Linked DNA regions of Homo sapiens: region 2 is linked to region 1. Evidence: chromatin loops called from intact Hi-C (ENCODE). Cell type or tissue: heart right ventricle. All regions are shown on one strand.

Evidence for each region. Hi-C counts contacts between places; a loop is a spot of excess contacts. Peaks named below come from ENCODE experiments on the same cell type or tissue, not always from the same donor. Only the 100,000 strongest peaks of a DNase experiment are listed, where the experiment ranks them.
Region 2: it touches region 1 in a loop (2.2-fold over the local background); 43 of 110 quality-filtered maps call a loop at or near these places.

The regions. Positions count from the first base shown.
Region 1 is chr17:78,967,294-78,975,293 of GRCh38, reverse strand. LGALS3BP (galectin 3 binding protein) reads left to right here. Exons shown (of 6, transcript NM_005567.4): 4 at 475-606; 5 at 2,072-2,324; 6 at 2,590-4,039. The coding sequence ends at 3,718. Among named protein-coding and RNA genes, the nearest start is that of LGALS3BP, 8.6 kb to the left of the region's middle. RefSeq lists an enhancer at 1-207. In heart right ventricle, CTCF peaks have their summits at 3,621 and 3,834 (motif pointing right); a DNase peak (open chromatin) is centred at 3,833; H3K4me3 peaks cover 33 bases; H3K27ac peaks cover 1,751 bases.
Region 2 is chr17:78,922,065-78,930,064 of GRCh38, reverse strand. TIMP2 (TIMP metallopeptidase inhibitor 2) reads left to right here and starts at 4,678. Exons shown (of 5, transcript NM_003255.5): 1 at 4,678-5,106. The coding sequence starts at 4,977. RefSeq lists an enhancer at 6,449-6,518. In heart right ventricle, a CTCF peak has its summit at 4,618; DNase peaks (open chromatin) are centred at 4,114, 4,614, 5,304 and 6,211; H3K4me3 peaks cover 3,589 bases; H3K27ac peaks cover 4,648 bases.

The sequences.
Region 1 (8,000 bases):
GCGATTCTGGAAAAAAAAGAAACAATCCATAAACTATTTAGCAGCAGGGATAGTCACACAATTACAGTATGTGAACCTGATGTTGCAGGGATAGTCACACAATTACAATATGTGAACCTGATGTTGCAGGGATAGTCACACAATTACAGTATGTGAACCTGATGTTGCAGGGATAGTCACACAATTACAGTATGTGAAACTGATGTTGCAGGGATAGTCACACAATTACTATACATGAATGTGATGTCGCTGAAGCAGCCGGTAAGCTTTATAAGCATGAAGGCTAAGTTTATGGCCTGACATTGCAATCACAAATCCAGCCCATGCTGGAATATCCTCCGTGGTTCGCTGGTGAAGGACCTGTAAGCAGATGGACCCACACGGCCGGGGCGGAGAACAAAGGGCTGAGTCGCGCTGTGGGACTCCTGGGTGCAGTCGTCACGCCCCCAGCCCTGCCATCTGCTGTGTCCACAGGATCAGGCCCCATCATGCTGGATGAGGTCCAGTGCACGGGAACCGAGGCCTCACTGGCCGACTGCAAGTCCCTGGGCTGGCTGAAGAGCAACTGCAGGCACGAGAGAGACGCTGGTGTGGTCTGCACCAATGGTGAGCGGGGGCGCACCTCCCTGCGGAGGCCCCAGTGTGCCCTGGGGTCCCGTGGCCCCTGCCCCTCCCAGCACCACCCCCCCACGCACATGAAGCACACAAAGGTTCCTTCCACTACCGCCTGCCCACTCCGCATGGAGAGGCCCAGACGTCCCAAGAGCCCACCAGCTCCCAGTCCCACAGTCCCAGACTCCTCCCCAGCCCCTTCTGGAGAAACACCCAGAACCACCAAGTCTCCATGCAGAACCCGAGTGTGGGGCAGTGAGCCACAGTTTCAGTGAGCATGACACCTGGCTCCAGCCTGACCTGAAATGCCAGCGTCCGCTCAGAAATACACTTCACAGCACGCGACAGGCTCAAGCCCGTCCTGGCGGAGGGAGTCCCGGCTACTCGCAGCCTCAGCCTGCTTCCCCCAACCTGGCCCAGTTTGGAGGGAACCCAGGCTGCTCTGCAGGTTGGAGCCTCTGGATCTGAGTTTCTTGTTTTTCTTTCATGCCGAGGTGGCTCTTCCTGGGCTTGCACGTGACAACCTGGGCATTTCCTGCCCACTGCCCTTTGCCAGGAGTTGGAGGCCCCTAAGGCAGGACGGGTCGAATCCCAGGGAGCCCCTGTGCCCACATGGGATGGACAAGTGGCTGGAGCTGAGCCTGGACTCACAGTGGGGGAAGCCCAGGAGACGCCATGGGGCTGTCGGGGGCCAGGGGAGGCGGCGGGGAGCACACGGGGCCATGGGCGCACGGCCAAAGCTCCTGGGGCAGGAGAGCTGTGGTAAGGCGTGCAGGTGGGAGGGAGCTGGGGGTCCTGCGGTGGCTCAGGTTTTAGGAGGCCCAGGGCAAGCCCACCTGGTTGAAAGGTCACAGTTACTTCAAAACTACTATATTTGTGGCGAAGAAAAACCTATGGGATTTCATTTTGAGTTAGGCTTTGAGAGGGGCTCAAAGAAGGGGAGAGGGTGCACCACACTGACCCCCGAGCCGGGAGCCTCCCATGACTTCTGCAGGCCTTCTCCCCGACAGGAAGCTGCTCGAGGACCCCCGGAGTTCTAAAATGGGGTTGCCACAGGACCCTAACTTTTCAGGCCATCTAAGCAGGCAGTGGTTTTGGTGTTAGTGGTGATTGGTGACCAAGGCTGGGGAGTGGGGGCTCCGGAGTCAGTACCACCAAGTCTCCATGCGGAGCTGCTGCCTGAGTCGGGGGAGCAGCACAGAGCAGAGGGCCTAAAGCGGGGGCCTGGACAGGCTTGGCCAGGTCCTAGCTGCTCTTGTTCCCCAGGGCTGGAAGGGGCGGGGCCTCAGGGTCCAGGAATCCGACACTTCCGGTCTCTCTTGTCCCTCGTCTTCCCAGGAGCCTTCCAGAGTGAATGAGGCAGCCACAAATCCCTCACTTTCAGATGAAGACACTGACCCCAGAGAGTGGCAGTGCCCCGGCTCCTAACGCAGCCCACTTCCCTCCCGCCCCTTCTTAGAAACCAGGAGCACCCACACCCTGGACCTCTCCAGGGAGCTCTCGGAGGCCCTTGGCCAGATCTTTGACAGCCAGCGGGGCTGCGACCTGTCCATCAGCGTGAATGTGCAGGGCGAGGACGCCCTGGGCTTCTGTGGCCACACGGTCATCCTGACTGCCAACCTGGAGGCCCAGGCCCTGTGGAAGGAGCCGGGCAGCAATGTCACCATGAGTGTGGATGCTGAGTGTGTGCCCATGGTCAGGGACCTTCTCAGGTGAGCCGTCTCGTCCTCAGGCTCTGGGGCCGCCAGGGGCTTTGTCCTCCTCCCCTCTTCAAAAGCACAGCCCCCCACACACACACCTGCACATACTCATGCATGCACATGTACACACGCAGTCACACATGCACTCACGCAGTTGCACACACACGCATGCTCACTCCCACACTGTGTGCACTCAGGTGGCTGTGTTGGACAGTTGGGCCCAGGGCTCCCCTGCTGTCCTGTGGGGCCGGCATCTGCTCTCCTTCTTTCTCCCCAGGTACTTCTACTCCCGAAGGATTGACATCACCCTGTCGTCAGTCAAGTGCTTCCACAAGCTGGCCTCTGCCTATGGGGCCAGGCAGCTGCAGGGCTACTGCGCAAGCCTCTTTGCCATCCTCCTCCCCCAGGACCCCTCGTTCCAGATGCCCCTGGACCTGTATGCCTATGCAGTGGCCACAGGGGACGCCCTGCTGGAGAAGCTCTGCCTACAGTTCCTGGCCTGGAACTTCGAGGCCTTGACGCAGGCCGAGGCCTGGCCCAGTGTCCCCACAGACCTGCTCCAACTGCTGCTGCCCAGGAGCGACCTGGCGGTGCCCAGCGAGCTGGCCCTACTGAAGGCCGTGGACACCTGGAGCTGGGGGGAGCGTGCCTCCCATGAGGAGGTGGAGGGCTTGGTGGAGAAGATCCGCTTCCCCATGATGCTCCCTGAGGAGCTCTTTGAGCTGCAGTTCAACCTGTCCCTGTACTGGAGCCACGAGGCCCTGTTCCAGAAGAAGACTCTGCAGGCCCTGGAATTCCACACTGTGCCCTTCCAGTTGCTGGCCCGGTACAAAGGCCTGAACCTCACCGAGGATACCTACAAGCCCCGGATTTACACCTCGCCCACCTGGAGTGCCTTTGTGACAGACAGTTCCTGGAGTGCACGGAAGTCACAACTGGTCTATCAGTCCAGACGGGGGCCTTTGGTCAAATATTCTTCTGATTACTTCCAAGCCCCCTCTGACTACAGATACTACCCCTACCAGTCCTTCCAGACTCCACAACACCCCAGCTTCCTCTTCCAGGACAAGAGGGTGTCCTGGTCCCTGGTCTACCTCCCCACCATCCAGAGCTGCTGGAACTACGGCTTCTCCTGCTCCTCGGACGAGCTCCCTGTCCTGGGCCTCACCAAGTCTGGCGGCTCAGATCGCACCATTGCCTACGAAAACAAAGCCCTGATGCTCTGCGAAGGGCTCTTCGTGGCAGACGTCACCGATTTCGAGGGCTGGAAGGCTGCGATTCCCAGTGCCCTGGACACCAACAGCTCGAAGAGCACCTCCTCCTTCCCCTGCCCGGCAGGGCACTTCAACGGCTTCCGCACGGTCATCCGCCCCTTCTACCTGACCAACTCCTCAGGTGTGGACTAGACGGCGTGGCCCAAGGGTGGTGAGAACCGGAGAACCCCAGGACGCCCTCACTGCAGGCTCCCCTCCTCGGCTTCCTTCCTCTCTGCAATGACCTTCAACAACCGGCCACCAGATGTCGCCCTACTCACCTGAGCGCTCAGCTTCAAGAAATTACTGGAAGGCTTCCACTAGGGTCCACCAGGAGTTCTCCCACCACCTCACCAGTTTCCAGGTGGTAAGCACCAGGACGCCCTCGAGGTTGCTCTGGGATCCCCCCACAGCCCCTGGTCAGTCTGCCCTTGTCACTGGTCTGAGGTCATTAAAATTACATTGAGGTTCCTACATTTGTTTGTACAGAAAGTGTTGTTGGGTCCACACCGTGTTTAGACATCAGGTGTGCCAGGCTCTGGGGGACAGGTCATGAGGCAGAGTCCCTGTCCTTGTGAAGCTACAGGCTAACGGGGAAGACAGGGAACAGGAAGCACACCTCCCAGCCCGGAGCAATGACACAGTGGGACACGAGCAGGAGGGTGCGTGCCACTGCATGCGTGCACGTGGGTGTGTGATTGCATGTGCACAGGCGTGTGTGTGCTCATGAAAGTCTGGCTGTGACGGGTGCCCTCACCCCTTATCTGGGTAGGTGTGCTCTTAAAATTTTATTTACTTTTGAGACAGAATCTTGTTCTGTCGCCCAGGCTGGAGCTCAGTGGTGTGATCTTGGCTCACTGCAACCTCCACCTCCCGGTTTCAAGTGCTTCTCCCGCCTCAGCCTCCTGAGTAGCTGGGACTACAGGCACCTGCCATCGTACCTGGCTAACTTTTGTATTTTTGTAGAGACAGGGTTTCACCATGTGGGCCAGGCTGGTCTTGAACTCTTGACCTCAGGGGATCCACCCACCTCAGCCTCCCAAAGTGCTGGGATTACAGGCGTGAGCCACCGTGCCTGGCCTATGGGTGGGTGTGCTTTTGCCAGCACTACCTCCTGCTCACGTCCGACCGGAAGGAGAGGGTGCTGAGGTGGCAAGGTCAGGGCTGCACCTCCGGCGGGGCGATCGGGTCTCTGGAAGACGTGACCGGGCTGGGTCATGGAGAGCAGCAGACAGCAGACTGTGGAAGCTGGGAGGAGGGAGAACGAACAGCAGGAGTTAGGAACCTTCGCTCTGGAAATCCTGGTCCACAGGGACAGGGGACAGAGATTCTCATCTCAGCCTTGTAAGAGTGAAGAATTGGAAACGACGTCAATACCCACCAACAGGTGCTTGACTACAAATAAAAGGCACCTCCCCTGGGCTGAGTGAGGCGGGTAGAGGTGCGCTGGAAGATCCTGGGAACCACAGAGTCTCAGGGGAGGCTGGGGGACCCATTGGATGCCGGGGGGACATCCGTGACAATGCCACAGCAGGTTCTGGGCACAGAACGTCGCTCACCACCAACAGGAATTCAAAACTGCCCCTGCTTCTCCATGGCCCGTTGCAGGCACAGAGTCCCCAGGGAGGCACCTGCTGGGCCGAGCTCAGGCTGGCACCTGCCGCTGTGCCACGGTCTGGGAGGACAACAGTGTGGCCTCTGGAACAGGAGGTGGCACAGGGGCTCCCCTAATGGGAGGGAGGTTCAGGTGCTGAACAGCCAAGATGGCAGCAGACGCCCCACCCACCCTCTCCCCACAGGTGCCACAAGGAACAAAAGCAGTCTCACAAAACCTCCTGCCTGTGAAGGCAGCTGCTCCCTGTACTGGATGGAGGCCTCTGCTCCCCCAACCCCCCCACCTCCAGATCCTGCGTCCAGCCCAGGTCCACCATCCTGGCAGGACATCCCCTCCTCCACATGTTTTTTGTTTGTTTTGAGACAGTGTCTTACTCTGTCGCCCAGGCTGGAGTGCAGTGGCACGATCTTGGCTCACTGCACACTCTGCTTCCTGGGCCCAAGTGATTCTCCCGCCTCAGCCTCTGGGACTACAAAGTACTTGGGACTATAGATGTGCGCCAGCAGGCCTGGCTAATTTTTTTTTCTTTTTTTGTATTTTTAGTAGAGTCGGGGTTTTGCCATGTTGCCCAGGCTGGTCTCGAACTCCTGGGCTCAAGCAATTTGCTCGCCTTAGCCTCCCAGAGTTCTGGGATTGCAGGGATGAGCCACTCTGCCCGGCCTATCTCCTCCACCTCTATTTTGATCCTATTGACATTTTAGCAACCGAGGGGCCACGTCGCCACGGACCACTGCCAAGACCAGTGTTGGGGACAAACCACAATGAGATCAGGAGGAAGAAGGAAAAGCGATGTCACGGTAGAGGCGTGGCAGACATGGCAAAGACCAGAATCACAGCCTCCATTTCTCGAGTCAGTCCCAGGACCACAGCAGCTCTCTTCTCTCCCGCTCCGTGCTCCCTGGCATCTCACGGCCAGGGAAGGTAACTGGAGTCTTCCTTCCAGGGAACTCTGAGCCCCGTGGGTCCTGCCTGCAAGGGAGGCCATAGCCCTGTGTGGGGCTGGGAGATGCAGGAGTTTGAGAAGTCACTGGAGTTCTTCCGTGCTGCTTGCAGTTTTGAGCGGCAGCCCTGTTCCCCCGGGACAGTCAGGACCGACCATCCCAGCCTCCGAAACACTCCTCCCTTCTTCACCTGTTCACCCACAGGCACCGTGGTCCCAGAGGCGAATCCCCATCTTCACTGCCAATTTGAAGGAACGTGGAGATGTCTCATCGTGGAAACGTTCCTCTCTTGGGTGCAAAACCCCTGTGTCGGCTTGGTGTGGTGGCTCACACCTGTAATCCCAGCACTTTGGGAGGCCAAGGAGGACGGATCACGAGGTCAAGAGATCGAGACCATCCTGGCCAACATGGTGAAAACCCCCCCACCCCGATACAAAAATTAGCTGGCGTGATGACACGCACCTGTAATCCCAGCTACTCAAGAGGCTGAGGCAGGAGAATTGCTTGAACCCGGGAGGTAGAGGTTGCAGTGAACCGAAATCATGCCACTGCACTCCAGCCTGGTGACAGAGCAAGACTCTGTCTCAAAAAAAACAAAACAAAACAAAAAACAAACAAAAAAACAGAACCCAGGTTTCAGGACTAGAAGCAGAACCTTTGCACTAGGTGATGGGCGCCCTGCTCAGGGCCCCATGGCTCACTGCTGTGCATTCTGAACAAGGAGAAATGCAGATGGGCTCCTTGAGCTGGTGCGTCCACAGGTGGAGGGCAGCATTTTCTTGTCTACAGGGAGGGAGGAAAGGATGATTTGGGGGACCTGGAGGCAGGGACTTCCGGGGCTGTCTCATCTGCCGCCCAGCACGTCCGCAGAGCCAGGCTCTTGCATTTTTCCCTTCACTGGCCTCCTGAGCCTGAGGTTTCATCCCAGCCTTCCTGTTTCGTGAGCCCTTGAATGTGTGATAGGTGACACATGTGACCATGAGCCCACGGCCTGACTGCAGCTCCTGAGTCACCTGCATGTCTGTGGGTGGCCAACAGGGTGGGAAAGGTGTTGAGTCAGTGAAGGGCTGGTGGCACTGAGGGCCGTGTAGGATGGGGGCATTCAGATCTAGAGTAAGTGTCGATTCCTGGGGAGCAAGCGGCTGCCTCCTCCGATGGAAGGGGTCGGCTGCAAGCCACGGCCTTCAGGAAGCCGGAGCTCCCCATGGGCATCGAGGCGCCGAGCGAAGGCCCAGGAGCGCCAGGTCCGCTCCCATCAGCCTTGGTGACATGGCAGTGGTGAGCCCGTGCAAAGCCTCCCTCCCCACAGGCCACCTCTCAGCAGAGGAGGCCCTGGAGGCTGTAGAGGTGCAGAGTGACACTCTGTGACACCTGTCCCCACACCCCGGGGTAGGCACCCCAGCATAGGACTGCAGTGGGGCCTTTCAGGGAACAGTCAGGGGACAGAAGCATCCTCATCTCTGTGGCCATCCCAAGACGCCGGTCCCTGCTCTCTTCCCAAAGCTCACGGCTACTCATTCTTCCATCCTCCTCCCTCCAGCCCTGGCATCTCTGATCAAACCCTGAGCTGCTTCCACAGGTCACGTGGCCAAGGCCGGCTTCCCTCCATCCACACGGAAACTGAGATTGGCCACTCCGGGTTCTGCCCAAAGCGAGGTCCCCTTTCTGCTGGGCAACAGGCCACTCCCACCTGGAATTAGCCCGCAGTGCAATCTGAAACAGGCTTGCGTTTCTCCCACCTCCGTCACCTCCGTCACCTCCGTCACCGGTATTAGGGAATGCACCATAAGGCCCTGGGGGAAGCCCCAGGTGCCCTGGGTGGAGGGTGGGGCAGCCTTGGCACAGATGAAAATCACCCATGTCTCCAGAGACTGCCCGC
Region 2 (8,000 bases), 45 kb after region 1:
CAGGGAGGAGGCCTTGGCACTTCCTCCGGCCCCGGACAGGATTCATCAGGTCCAGCCTGGGAGGTGTTCGCCTGGTGTGTTCAGGCGAGGGTGCACACACGCCTGACAGCTCTGCTGTGCTCTCTGCCAGGAAGGTCTCTTTGAGGGGGTGGGGGAGCAAGACGATGTTCCTCGTGGGAAGCGGTGGCCCCTGGAGCGTGGTCTGAGGGCCCTGAAATCACCCCCATACTTCACAGGGCTCCCTCGTGCTCCTGTCTGTCCTGAGAGGCTGAGAGCCTCTGCTCTTAAGCTGATCCAAGCCAGGGTCCCCCAGGCTGCATCTGGGCTGGGTGTCGCTTATGGTCCCTATGGTAGTCCACCCACCAATATCAAGATGAGAAGTGAAGGGGGCTGGTTAGGAGTGAAGCCATGGGTTGGGCGCGGTGGCTCACGCCTGTAATCCCAGCACTGTGGGAGGCCGAGGCGGGCGGATCACCTGAGCTCAGGAGTTCCAGACCAGCCTGGGCAACATGGTGAAACCCTGTCTCTACTTAAAATACAAAAATTAGCCGGGTGTGATGGTGGGCACCTGTAATCCCAGCTACTCAGGAGGCTGAGACATGAGAATTGCTTGAGCTCAGGAGGCAGAGGTTGCAGTGAGCCGAGATGGTGCCATTGCACTCCAGCGGGAGACAGAGTAAAACTCTGTCTCAAAAAAAAAGCAGTGAAGCAGTGGAGGGAGCTCCCAGCCCGGGGTCTGCCTTCCTCCTTCCTCTCTTGCCCTGGGCATGGGGCATGCGGACCCTGTCACTTCCCTTATGGGTGGCAGCCCCCTCCCCATGTTCAAGTTTGCTTGCAAGGTCAAGCCCTCTTGGCCACAAAGCACAGAGAAGGACAAGGAGAAGGAGCAGCTTGCAGAAGCTGTGTCTCTACAAAAAATACAAAAAATAGCCAGGTGTGGTGGCGCATACCTGTGGTCCCAGCTACAAAGGAGGCTGAGGTGGGAGGATCACTGGAGCCCGGGAGGCAGAGGTTGCAGTGAGCTGAGATCAAGCCACTGCACTCCAGGCTGGGTGACAGAGTGAGACCCCGGCTCTCAAACAAAGAAAAAAAAGAAAAAAGAAAGAAAAAGTGGGTTTGTGCTGCCATGAGCCAGATTCCAGTCTACTCCCTGTCTTCAGTAGGTTCCTGGTCTGAGGCCTCAGTTTCCTTGATTTTGAAGTGTGAGGACCCTAACTGGAAGAGAAGGTGGAGGGTGGTTAATGAGACAGAAGCTGGCTCAGGAGCCAAGACCCTGAGGGCCCCAAGCAGCAGGGAGATGACTGGGTCAGCAAGCTGGGGGCTGTGGGCTGCGAGGGAGGCCTGGCTGCTGGGACTGTCCTCTCCCCTCCCTGCTGTGCCCTTGGGAGAGTCATTTGGGCCCTCAGACCTCAGTCCCCTCTTCATCTGACTTTGCAGCCGCAGGTCAGCCATTCACGGCACTGCACCAGAAAGGGGTTTTGTGACTCTGGAGTCTCTGCATCTCCAGCACCTGCCCTTTCACTGGGCTCCCTGCCCCCACCCAGGCCACCCACCAGAGTCCCATCCTTCCAGGGGATGCGTCCGATCCTGCCCCTCTGCTCAGAACCCTCCAAAGGCTCCCACCTCACTCAGAACAAAATGCACATCCTCCCGGTAGCCTGGCTGCCCTCCGCCGTGTCCCCTCCCAGCCCCTGCTCCTGGCCTCCTGCCTCAGCCCTCCTTCCTCTCACTCCTCGCCACACCATGGGCTCCACCAGGTCCAGCATCGTCCAACCTTGGGGCCTTGCGTGTTTCCACCTGCTGTTCCAGGGATGTTCCTCTGTTCTGTAGACGCTGAATGTCTCACTCTTAGGACGGTGTCCAGGCTACAGCAGATACTCAAATGAGTATTTGTTGATGGATGGAGGGAGGAGGGAGAGAGAGAGAACCAAGAGAAAAGGGAGGAAAAGAAAGCTGGAAACTTCTGGTTTAGAGACCTGTTTGGAGGAGATAATGGTAGAGGGAACAGAAAAGTAGAGTACTCTCTGGTGGGGGAATTGAGGGGAGAGATTTTTTTTTTTTTTTTTGAGACAGGGTCTCACTCTGTCACCAAGGCTGGAGTGCAGTGGTGTGATCTCGGCTCACTGCAGACTCAACTTCCCCAGGCTCAAGCGATCCTCCCACCGCAGCTTCCCTGTAGCTGGGACTACAAGTGTGAGCCATCACGCCCAGCTAATTTTTTTTTTGTAGAGATGGGGTCTCAGTATGTTCCTCAGGCTGGTCTCAAACTCCTGGCCTCAAGTGATCCTCCCACCTTAGTTTCCCAAAGTGTTGGGATTACAAGCGTGAGCCACTGCACCTGGCAAGATTTCTGCTTCACTTTTCCTGGGAGCAATTCCAGCCTGTTTGTGTGCTGGTGGGGATGACTTCGGGGAGGGCAGTCCAGGATACAGGTGCGAGGCCTTGGGTTGGAAGTTCCAGTCTCACGCCCCCCAACCCTGGAGCCCAGGCCCCCCTTTCCTCCCAGGTACATCCCACATTGGCCCCACCCCCTTGGCTGTCAGCACCACAACTGCTCTAAGGTATTTATCACCCTAACATGTACCTGATCACTTATATGTAGAGCTTGTCTAAAAGACCGAGAGCCCCTATGCTACCTGTTTCTATCATGAACTGACAAATTGAAACACAAGTTCAACAGCATTTTGTTCCCCCTGTAACCAAAAAGAAGGAAAGAAAACGATGAAATGGCTGAAGGCAGCCAGCACATAACAATTTTCTGAATTAACTGTACTTTTAAACGTTAGCTTCAAACATCATTTTGTGAACGACCCAACTCTATTTCACGCTAACAAAAACCAAAAAAGTGACTTTGGATTTGTCAGGGTGCTAAAAATAACGGCATTGCTTATTTAACTTTTCTCAGAACTGTCTGTTACAAAACATACACAAACAGAAAGAAGCTGTTTTTCCATTCTTTCACTATTTTCCAAAGTTTCATACCTCAAGTCAGCACCGCACAATTTAGTGGGCAATTCTTTTTAAAAAAAAAAAAAAAAAAAACAAAAAAAAACAAGAGTCTTTCTCTGTCGCCCAGGCTGGAGTGCAGTGGCGCAATCTCGGCTCACTGCAACCTCCGCCTCTCGGGTTCAAGCGATTCTCCTGCCTCAGCCTCCTGAGTAGCTGGGACTACAGGCGCGCGCCACCACGCCCGGCTAATTTCTTGTGTTTTTAATAGAGACGGGGTTTCACCGTGTTAGCCGCCAGGCTGGTCTCGAACTCCTGACCTCGTGATTCGCCCACCTCAGCCTCCCAAAGTGCTGGGATTACAGGCATGAGCCACTGCACCCGGGCTTTTTTTTTTTTTTTTTTTCTTTTGAGATGGAGTCTCGCTCTGTCCCCCAGGCTGGAGTGCAGTGGCATGATCTCGGCTCACTGCAAGCTCCGCCTCCTGGGTTCATGCCATTCTCCTGCCTCAGCCTCCCGAGTAGCTGGGACTACAGGCGCCCACCACCAAGCCCGGCTAATTTTTTGTATTTTTAGTAGAGACGGGGTTTCACTGTCTCTACTAAATGCTAGCCAGGCTGGTCTCAAACTCCTGGCCTCAAGTGATCCTCCTGTCTCGGCCTCCCAAAGTGCTGGGATTACAGGCGCAAGCCACCGTGCCCGCCCTGATTCTTCCTGTGTCATTTTCCTGGGCTTCCCTCTCCCTAGCTGGACTGCAAACACTCTGGAATGCTGACCTGAGGGCTGGAGTGCTGACCTGAGTGCAGCAGTGTCCATGGAGCCCCACGGGGCACACACCAAATGTACAGGGTGGGTGCCCACAGCCGGGCACAGGCAGGTTCACAGCCAGGAAGCCCGCCTCACCACCCTACACATGTTCATCCCTTCATATGCCTGGGTCTTTCCTGGAACACAAAACTGTTTTGGGAAAAGTCCTTCGGCTCCCACATTTGTGGACTAAGAGAGGAAACTGTGAGCGGAACCCAGCCAATGCCTCTGCTGCGATCCTACTGGCTCCTGGGCGCCTGGGCCCACCCCCGTCTCTTGTTGGCTGGTCAAAAATATGGCCAGTTTATATAAAATCCTGTTTTGTTCACAGTAACCACACCCCCCACCCCCCAACTAAACTGGCCAGGCGCACTTAAAATTCTAAGGCCTCCATTTGAAAAAGGGATCCTGTCAGTTTCTCAATAGGCCACCCGCCCACAGAAACGGGGAGGTGGCGACAGGGAACGGCCCCTGCTCCAAAGGACACCCCTTGGCTCGCCCCGAGGCTGGGCTCGAAGGGACCCCGGGGTGGCGGGGGACGGAGCAGCGTAGCCCTCCAGAGTCGAGCTGAAGGGGAAAGGGTAGCGGGTGGGTCGCCTGGTGTCCTGGAAGAACGGGGCGCGAGTCCCCCGCGCTGAGTCAGGGACCCCGGGCGCAGAAGGCCACGCAGCGGGGACCGGGGTCGGGGGGCTGGGGGCGTCCGGGGACCCCCGCGCGGGTGCGGGTCGCGGGCGCCAGGTGGTGCGGGAAGCCCCCGACGTGCCAGGCCGGGCACAACAAAAGCGCGGGCTGGGGGGAGGCGCGGGCGGAGGGGGAGGAGGGGGCTGCTGGGAGCGCCCAGAGCCTGCATTGGCCGCCAGCCACCGGGAGGAGGAGCAGAAAATCCTCCGAGCGCAATAAAACTGCGGCCCGGCCCAAGCCCGCAGCAAACACATCCGTAGAAGGCAGCGCGGCCGCCGAGAACCGCAGCGCCGCTCGCCCGCCGCCCCCCACCCCGCCGCCCCGCCCGGCGAATTGCGCCCCGCGCCCCTCCCCTCGCGCCCCCGAGACAAAGAGGAGAGAAAGTTTGCGCGGCCGAGCGGGGCAGGTGAGGAGGGTGAGCCGCGCGGGAGGGGCCCGCCTCGGCCCCGGCTCAGCCCCCGCCCGCGCCCCCAGCCCGCCGCCGCGAGCAGCGCCCGGACCCCCCAGCGGCGGCCCCCGCCCGCCCAGCCCCCCGGCCCGCCATGGGCGCCGCGGCCCGCACCCTGCGGCTGGCGCTCGGCCTCCTGCTGCTGGCGACGCTGCTTCGCCCGGCCGACGCCTGCAGCTGCTCCCCGGTGCACCCGCAACAGGCGTTTTGCAATGCAGATGTAGGTAAGGAGCGGCGACCCCAGCCCCCGCGCGGGGCCCCACCTCCCCCGCGACCCCGAGGGTTCGCAGACGCCCCGCCCGCCCGCCGCTGGCCGAGGGACCCCAGCGCCCGCCTCCTGGTCCCTCGGCGCCTTCTCGAATCCTGCAAGTGGACGCCCAGAGCCGACTTTCTTTCCCCCCTCCCTCCTCTCCCTTTCTTTCCCTCTCTTTGCCGAGATGCGTCTCAACCTCAAAATTCCACCGAAATTCCGCCGCAGCTCCAGCCCCAGGAAAGGGAGCCAGTTTGGCTTTTGGCAGGCGGCGCGCCCTGGGATGCCAGCGCTGGGGGCGGGGAGCGTGGGGGACACGGCGTGGGGGCGGGGGGCTGGAGGACTGGGGACCCCAGGAAGAAACTTTCGCAGATAAGGTGGGAGTTGGGCTTCTCTGGGCTTGGGGCTGGGTGGGGAAGGGCTTCTCTGCTGGGGCTTCTCCCACCAGCCCCATTTGGGGGCTCCCCGATCAAGCCAGGGTGGGATGGAAGCCCGCCCTACCCGAGGCAGGTTCCACAGGCCCAGAGGGGCAGGTGAAAAAGCCGGTGGCGTCTCCTGGCGTGGCTCCTTGCTTGCGCCCTGCCCAGGAGGCCCTGCAAACTGGCTGGGCAGGGACCGGGACCCCCGAATGTTCCGCTTTTTCGGGACGTCCACAAAAGCTGGAGACTTTGGTGACCGGACCCGGCACGTGGGACTGTGCTGCTGCTCAGATTCCCCAGCAAATACCCATGACCTCCGGACTCCTAGCCCCCAAAAGACAGGCGCCATGGAGGGAGGCAGGAGGGGCCCAGTTATTTGTTCTGATCCATGGAGGGGGAGGACCAGCAGAAATGGGAGGAACCCGCTGGCTCGAAGTTTCCACCCTGGTCCTGCACCTCAAGCCTCTGCAGCCCTGGTGCTGGTCAGCATGGTTTTCCTGGGGCAAGTCTGGCTACACGGCAGGTGGTCTCGGAGCCCCCTGCCCTCCTTCCTTCTTATGTCTGAGTCTCAGTCGAGTGACCTGTCCAGGGCAGATGGAGCAAGGCGGGGGCCCCCTCACCTGCCCAGAGTGGAGGTGGGACTTTCTGTTTCTCCTGCTGTCAGCCACGCCCTTCCCATACCCCGCCCACGGCTTCTTGCCCCACCCCGGTTAGCCCTAGGAGCTGCGTGCCCAGCTGGGGAAGTTTTCAGTTGCACCAATCTATTGAGATCACAGGTCTCAGGTGGCTCAGGCCACCTGGGCGGAAGGCTTGGTGTGTGCCTGTGTCAGTTTCCACAAAACCCAGTTTGGGGGAAATGAGGTCTTTTCTCCAGTTTAGCCTTGGTGCTCAGCAAGATTTGTGGGTGAAGGAGAGGTTCCTTTGATGAGGGAGCCATAATGGGCCTTTCTCTGGGGGTCCACGAGGAGTGCAGGCCTGTCCAGGCTCCTTGGCTCACCAGCACGTGCTGGGGCAGGATGTAGCCAAGGCCCAGAAGGAGGCTGTGGATAAAAGGACCTGGGAGTTGGATTTGTAGGAGTTGGGCCTTGGGACCCCTCCCCCTCCCGCCCCCCCCCCCACCCCGCCCCACACACACACTCCTCAGCTGTGTGGGAGAATGTCCAGGCAGCCACTCTGTCCTTGCTTGGCATAAGTTAAGGCGGCCACTGAGCTGGGAGCTGTTTCTGCGTGGGGTGTGGATCCAGGATGGCAGAGGGTGGAGGGCTGCAGTGCGTGCCTCCCGCCTCCTTCATGCTCAGCGCAGCACTCTCCTCTTCTGGGTTGCCTGGCATTTGTGTCTAAATCTTTGCATCAAAATCATCCTGTAGCTAAAACTTTTCACCCCATCCCGGCTCAGAGGCCCAGTCAGATGCCAGAGTTGCACTGCAGAGCTCAGGGCATTCGCTTCCTGTGGCCGCTGTGACAAACTACCACAAATGGGAGGGCTTAAAAGAACAGGAATCGATTCTCTGTAGCTCAGGAGGCCAGAAGTCTGAAAAGGTGTCCACAGAGCCAGTTCCTTCTGGGGGCTGTGAGGGAGAATCTCTTCCAGGCCTCTCTCCTTGATGTTGCTTGGTTCCATTTTCAAGGAACACATCACTTCCATTTCCGCCTGTCTTCACATGGCCTTCTCTCGTGTGTCTCTGTGTCCAAATTTCCCTGTTCTTTTTTTTTGGAGAGCAGGCTGGAGTGCAATGGCGCAATCTCGGCTCGCTGCAGCCTCCGCCTCCTGGGTTCGAGCAATTCTCCTGCCTCAGCCTCCCAAGTAGCTGGGGTTACAGGCACCTGCCACCACACCCGGCTAATTTTTTGTATTTTTAGTAGAGACAGGAATTCGCCATGTTGGCCAGGCTGGTCTCGAACTCCTGGCCTCAGGTGATCCGCCTGCCTCAGCCTCCCAAAGTGCTGGGATTATAGGCGTGAGCCACCGCGCCCGGCCAAATTGCCCTGTTCTTCTAAGGACAGCAGCCATTGGATTTAGGGCCCACCCTAATCCAGTATGACTTCATCTTGATAGATCAACAAATACTCTATTTCCAAATAAGGTCATATTCATAGGATCTGACTAGATGTGCATTTGAGGGGGGACGTAATTCAGCCCATACACCAGGCTGCCTTCTCTTATTCCCAGTCACCCTTTCCGTGCTCAACCAACTTGGGATAAACAACCCAGGACATCCCAGGGTAGGGTCCCGGAACAAATCCCACAGGGACGACAGCGGCCTGTCTATTCTCCAGTGTTCGATTCTCCTCGAAGCGATGCAGGTTTGTGACTTTCTCAGCAATGGTTCCCCATTCTGGCTCAGAGCAGAATTGCCTGGAAGATTCTTAAAGATTGCTCAGGTCTAGGTCCCTTTGCAGATACAGAGGGTCTTGCTCAGACTTCGGCTTTTGCAGTTTTAAAAGGCCC